2 separate regions of the Homo sapiens genome follow, and region 1 is linked to region 2. Evidence: chromatin contacts called from ENCODE Hi-C or POLR2A ChIA-PET data. All regions are on one chromosome and are shown on one strand. Each heading gives the region's core, a stretch centred on a gene start or an enhancer-like site at or near the end of the contact. The rest is flanking DNA. Distances are from core to core; before and after follow the strand shown.

The links. Hi-C counts contacts between places; a loop is a spot of excess contacts on that map. ChIA-PET counts read pairs that join two places held with the same protein, here RNA polymerase II (POLR2A). Pooled maps may share reads with other maps.
Region 1: a loop to region 2 is called in a map of CD8-positive, alpha-beta T cell, with 4 times the contacts of the local background. The contact joins the enhancer-like site here to the promoter of RPAP3-DT in region 2. A Hi-C loop is called at or near these places in 5 of 168 maps with a recorded cell type or tissue (B cell, CD8-positive, alpha-beta T cell, naive thymus-derived CD4-positive, alpha-beta T cell and 1 more), 1 of 37 single-sample maps with no recorded cell type and 6 of 50 pooled maps. POLR2A ChIA-PET finds 5 or more read pairs at or near these places in 2 of 52 experiments (H1 and activated CD4-positive, alpha-beta memory T cell).

The regions. Positions count from the first base shown.
Region 1 is chr12:47,191,820-47,194,852 of GRCh38, forward strand. All of the region lies in intron 2 of PCED1B (PC-esterase domain containing 1B), which reads left to right. Among named protein-coding and RNA genes, the nearest start is that of MIR4698, 5.5 kb to the left of the region's middle. Within about 2 kb of position 1,457, at least 4 of the 41 ENCODE cell types and tissues checked have a DNase peak (open chromatin) inside an H3K27ac peak, as active enhancers do; they include B cell, CD8-positive, alpha-beta T cell and natural killer cell, where a contact is called at or near this core.
Region 2 is chr12:47,704,813-47,707,727 of GRCh38, forward strand. It overlaps RPAP3-DT (RPAP3 divergent transcript), which reads left to right and starts at 1,276. Exons shown (of 4, transcript NR_183480.1): 1 at 1,276-1,351. RPAP3 (RNA polymerase II associated protein 3) reads right to left here and starts at 1,218. Exons shown (of 17, transcript NM_024604.3): 1 at 1,140-1,218. RefSeq lists enhancers at 432-933, 934-1,433, 1,154-1,448, 1,380-1,529 and silencers at 680-769, 800-1,089, 1,160-1,239.

The sequences.
Region 1 (3,033 bases), core at 207-2,706, 510 kb before region 2:
TAAGGACCTGGTGATTCTGATGAGAACCACTTGCCTGCCTTTCTCTTTGCCAATCTGAGTCCATTACCATTTTCTTGAGCTAACTCAGACATCATTTTCTTTAGATACTCTATAGGAGCACCTAACATGGCGCTTGCCACAGAAATGATTGACTGTTTTCTCTCTGTACATCCTCATTAACTCCAACTCAATAGAACACCAATTTAATTTGCCTCCTTTGTATAAATGTATTCAATCCACCCCGTATCACTGTAGAATATCTATACATTGTTCTAGAATTACTGTTTTCTTATTTTATGTGGATCTGGCTTGCTTTAACTATTTCAAAAATGGAGGCTACGCTTTTTTTTTTTGTTTTTTTTTTTTTGCCTCTTTCCATAGTGCCAGCAAAGAGCTTCTAAATCACGACAAACAGTAAATGCATGTTGATTATAAGTAAAACCTATTTTTGCTTTCACTTTCCTTTGATATGAAAGTCAATTAAATAGGCTGCAGAGAACAGGGAGTTTAGAAGGCTGAAATAAGAAAAATATGTAGCCTGGAAAAAAAATGGAGATGACCAGTAAGCAAAGTGAAATTGTATATACTGCAGACTGATCGGCTCTATCCAAATGGGTGCTCCTTTTGGATATGAGCTCATTCAAATGGTAAATGATTTCATTCAAAACTTTCCTTTGGGAAAAGTCACTTGGAGAGTCCACTTTACATAAAAGAATCCAATTTAATCTTCAGTGGAAAAAGTGGAATTGGACGAGGGCAGAGCTCTCCTTTCATTTTAGAGAATAAAAGTGGCAGCCTGGATCCTGGTCCAGTCTCTGGTACTAACTAGCTGTGACTTTGATACATCATTGAGTCCATCAGAGCTGACTGACTCCCAGGGCTCTCCATAGCAATAATGGTAATAAAAATAGCAAACATTCATGGAGTTCTTGCTGTGTAACAGGCACTGTGCTGAGGATTTTTCATGCATTATTTCATTTAACCATCATTCCTTGAGACAAGTACTATCATTAACCCCAACTGAGGAAACTAAGGCTCGGAGAGATTAATTTGTCTAAGATCACAAAGAAAATGTATTTTGGTGAAACTATTCATTCAAGCCTAGCTCCAATGTCCATTCTTCTTTCCTCACGTCTACATGAGACCTTCCTTATCCCCATATTTGCAAGCAGAGTACATTATTCTGGGCTTACTGAATGCTTTATGCACACAGATATTTTAGCGCTTCTCCCATTGTATTTTGCTAATTGTTTTTGCATGTCTCTCCTAGCTGACTGCAAAAAATGAATTCAAGAGCTGTATTCTATTTGTCTTATTACTCTCATCACTTACTGTAGGGCTTAACAATTAATAGACTCTCATATGTACCAAAATATGAACTCTCAAATTTGTTGTATCCTCAGAGAGGTTGAGTAACTGACTCAGGTTCACACAGGAAGTACAAAGTGAGACCGGATTTTGCATTCCGGCATCTGACCGTCCCCACTTCCTATGAGCATCACTGTCCACTCAGAGTTGTTCAAGCCAATGCAGAAACCAGGGAACCATTCTTTATAATAATTCCCTGCTCACAATTCCTGAATTCCTGCCCCCTTCCCCCTTTCCACTCCAGTCATTGTTTCAGCCCATCACCTTCTCCCCAACCCTCAATCACCATGGTAATTCAGATTACTGCCTTCACTCGCCTGGATTACAATAGTTAGGGTGTAGGATTTTGGCTGACCCCCAAAACAAAAGATTAAAAATTATGGATGACTTTTATAAACTACAAGCAAGTCTTACAATTTCCCTCAGAGACAAAGATATACTTCTGCCCACTCAGCCCTGAGTAGCTTCAATCATGGTTCTCTAGTAAGTTAGAATTATATTTTCTCCCCGTGACATAAATTTCAGTATAAGGATCAGCAACATTGCTCCAGTCCTATAAATCATATGAGGCAACCAAATAGTCTCCAAGATTCTAGCTCATTTGCTGTTCATCTGTTTTAAGATTGCATTTCACCAGTTTATTTCAGGGTGTCTGCCATTTTGGCCCCAGTTTTGATAACTGCAGATTGTTGTTATTTTAAAGCCATTTCATTGCTCAGTCTTGCTGGGGCTGGGGCCCTGCCTTGCTCTTGCCCTCACTAAGCTGCATTCTGGTTTCCTGCCTACCTCCCTTGGCTTTGAATAAATACCACATGCTCTTGCTGTGCTTTTGCTGTGCTCTGCCACCTGCAGGGCCCTTGGTCATACTGTGTTGAGACCTCCTTGCAGGAGTGGCCGCTTGCCCTTTGCAGCCAGCATTTTTCAGATAACTTCCCTCCATGCTCCTGAAACACATCTGTCTCCCCACTGCCTGCCTCCTCTCAGGAATAGGTCTTTTTTTATTTTGAGATGGAGTCTCACTCTGTCGCCCAGGCTGGAGTGCAGTGGCACGATCTCAGCTCACTGCAACCTCCACCTGCTGGGTTCAAGTGATTCTCCTGCCTCAGCCTCCTGAATAGCTGGGATTACAGGCGCGCAGCACCACGCCCAGCTAATTTTTGTATTTTTAATAGAGATGGGCTTTCACCATGTTGGTCAGGCTGGTCTCGAACTCCTGACCTCGTGATCCACCTGCCTAGGCCTTCCAAAGTGCTGGGATTACAGGCGTGAGCCACCGCACCTTGCTGGGATGGGTCTCTTTACAGGTACTGGAACTAATTTAGAACCACAAATGTCCCTTTGATAGCTACTTATTGCAAACACAAGAGAAATTTCCTTAGTGTAAAGAAAATCAATCATTTTTGGCAAACTACTTAGACTTTCAACAGTGAAGCTTCTTAGAATATTGAGGTCTCCTGCTCTTCTGGGAACTGTGGGACAAAGTACTCCAGTTAATATCCTCAGATGACCTGCCAACAAGAAAGGTCATACCGGTCGGAGTTCCATGTGCTATTTAAAGAACAGACCTTAGATGGCAGAAGCAGCAATATGTGGCCAGGGTTTTAATGAGGAAGAGAAAGGTGCCGTGTGGCTAAATTCGAGAGTAAATGGCATTGTTGTGTTCAG
Region 2 (2,915 bases), core at 26-2,525:
ATCAGCCTGGGCAACACTTCGAGATCCCCATCTCTACTAAAAACACAAAAATTAGCCAGGCGTGGTGGAGGGTGCCTATAGTTCCAGCTACTCAGGAGGCTGAGGTGGGAGGATCGGGAGATCGAGGCCACAGTGGGCGGTGACGGGCCCACTACACTCCAGCCTGGGACCAAAAAAAAAGGAGGGGGGGGAATGAAATGAGTTACGTAAATGAGATTATATGGAGATTACAGTACATTTGCCTTTGATAATATAAGACTTGTTCTTGAGCATAGTCTGGGGAAAAAGCAACAAAGTAAAAGATACAGGAAAAAGGATGAGTGATGGGGCAAAATCTCCAAAAAGGTAGGAGAAGAGTCAAAGCTTTAGGCGGAGGGAAGAGAAGTAAGGTGGGAGGGAGAGAGACGGAATTAGAAAAACATTTGTTTAGGACAGTGAAAAATACCTCACTAAGAAGGGACAGTTGCAGATGCAGATAGGTCTTCTGACTCGTAGCCTCAACAACTAAATTAGGTTTAAGCTTCTTTCAGGCAGTGTCCATGTTTGACCATATATGCACAACTCATTCAAAAACAAAACTAGTACAACGCTTTGTTGGGAACTCAAATAAATGAATAAAAGCGCAACAAGTCAGTGAGATGCTGACGGGGGTTAGATGCTTTTCCATTTCACCCATCACCGCTGCTGCTCGAGCAGGCCCAAAAACTCTCCCAGGGACCCTGCGATGGGGCGGGGGTGCGAGCCAGCAATCAAAAACTTCCAGCGCTGGGGGTATCACTTTCACACCCGCTGTCCCGGCGAACACCGCACACCCACGCCGCAAGGGGGCGGGCCCCACCTCGGTCTTTGCGGGAGGGCGGCTCTGCCTTCCCGAGCACTGCAAAATCGCAGCAGGGTGGAGGGTCCGCCTGCAAAGCAGAGCGCGCAGGCCCGGGTTGCGGGGGCGAGCCCCTCCGGGAACGCGCGACCCGAGACGCCGCTGCCCTGGACACCGACGCGCCGCCTCAACGCGCGCCTCCACCGCCAGCCCCGGCCCGCCCCGCCTCACCGGTACCCATAACCGCTACCCCTCCTCCCACCGGCCACCCCAAGGATCTCCTACGCTGCTCCGGGCAGCGAGAACCGCAACGCCCGCTCACCTGACCAGGCCGTAACCCGCCGCACTGCCACCCCGTCAGCCCCGCAGCGACTCACGCCGAGCCCGGCAGTGACTCACGCAAAGCCCCGCCTCCTGCGCTTCCCCACAAGCCCCCGCGGCCTCGCCCCGCCCCCTTTAGCCTGGGCTTGAGCGCGCGCAGAAGTCAGCTTCGTGACTTCCTTCTCAGGATGGAACCAGCTTGGTGGCTTGAGGGTATGTAAAAGCAATATCTGAGCCTTCTGCCTGCTTCCAATATGACTAAGCTTAAAAGGAGATAACCCAAAAACTGCAGGATCATCCTGATTTTCTGATCTCCAAAACAATAAAACCTTGAATATTTCCCTGGACTCCCTTAAACAGTTTAATCCCTAATATTTACCTTGCTAATCTCTGACCTTTGTGACATTAATTTGTCTGACCTTTGTGAGTATAATAACCATGTGAGAAAGTTACTGTTTTTCCACCATGAACAGACTACTGTCAACCGGTAATCCTGGTAATTTTAGGGGATTTTTTTTTCCCTTTAAGTACTGGTTGGCAAACTAGTCCTTCCGTCTAACTCCTCGCATCTTTTGCAAGTAAACCCCTTTTCTAAGTGAATCTATCTCTGAGTCTTTCTTTGACATGTGCCAGTGTTACAATCTGTCTTTAGATATGCTCTGGCTTACAGAGAAAAAAGAACGAAACTTTTAACACTTTTTGCTTCTGCTTCCCGTGTGAGGGAGTCTTCGTTGCAATGACAACTCTTAAACGAAAGCAAAACAAAAATAATTGCAGAAGTCCACAGAAGCAAACACAAACAAATGAAACTTTCCATTTAAAACAGGACTGTAACCTCAAATATCCTCAAAATCCAGATCGGTGGTTCTCAGTCTTGACTGAGCTTTGGAATCACTTAGGGAGTATATACATATACACGTGTGTGTGTGTGTGTGTTTGTGTCTGTGTGTGTGTGTGTGTGTGTGTGTGTGTGTGTGTGTGTGTGTATACTGATTTCTGTGTCCTATCCCAGAGATTCTGATGTAACTAGTCTTGAGTGAAGCCAATCAGAATTTTTTAAAGCATAGGATACGGCTGTGCATTTGAAGCTGGAAGCCACTAACCCAGGCGCTGATCAATGAAGAACTAGGCTGGAGTGCTGTCTTACAAGGTCATATCATTAGCACATCCTTCCCATTGCTTAATTATTGGTATCTTTATATTTTAAAATCATAGTAGTCAAATCATTAAGTGTACGTCAAAATATTTACTAATGAAATGATTCTTTGGTTGTATTAGGGAGATAGAGAACTGACTTTTAATAATTTTTTTATTAAGTATTTAAAAGCAAATATTGATTTACTGGTGTTTTTAACAAAAGCAACCACATTTGTTTTATTAATTCTGACAGAGTTGATTGAGAAGAGAGATAAGGGGGCTAGCTGGCTGCTCTAGTAAAACCTCATAGACCCTTAGGTGACCCTGCTTTTCTCTCTCTTTTTCTCTCTCAAACCATACAATAATCAGAAGTAGCTTAGTGAATATAGAGTCAAAGTGAGAAAAGTTAATCAAATGGTTTTGATGGTCATCATCACCTAATTCTGAGGCTCCTGCTGTCCCACAAAACCTGTGCCTGCAATGGCAGCCTTCTCTCCTGTGAGCTCAGACCTAGGCCACCTTAAGTTCTTTCCTAGATTCCTTGCAGACCTCCCCACTTCTATTGGCAGTTATCTTTAAATGGATTTCAACAAAATGTGTAAATAATGCCTTTCTTTTAAGTCTCTTTTATTCATTTACT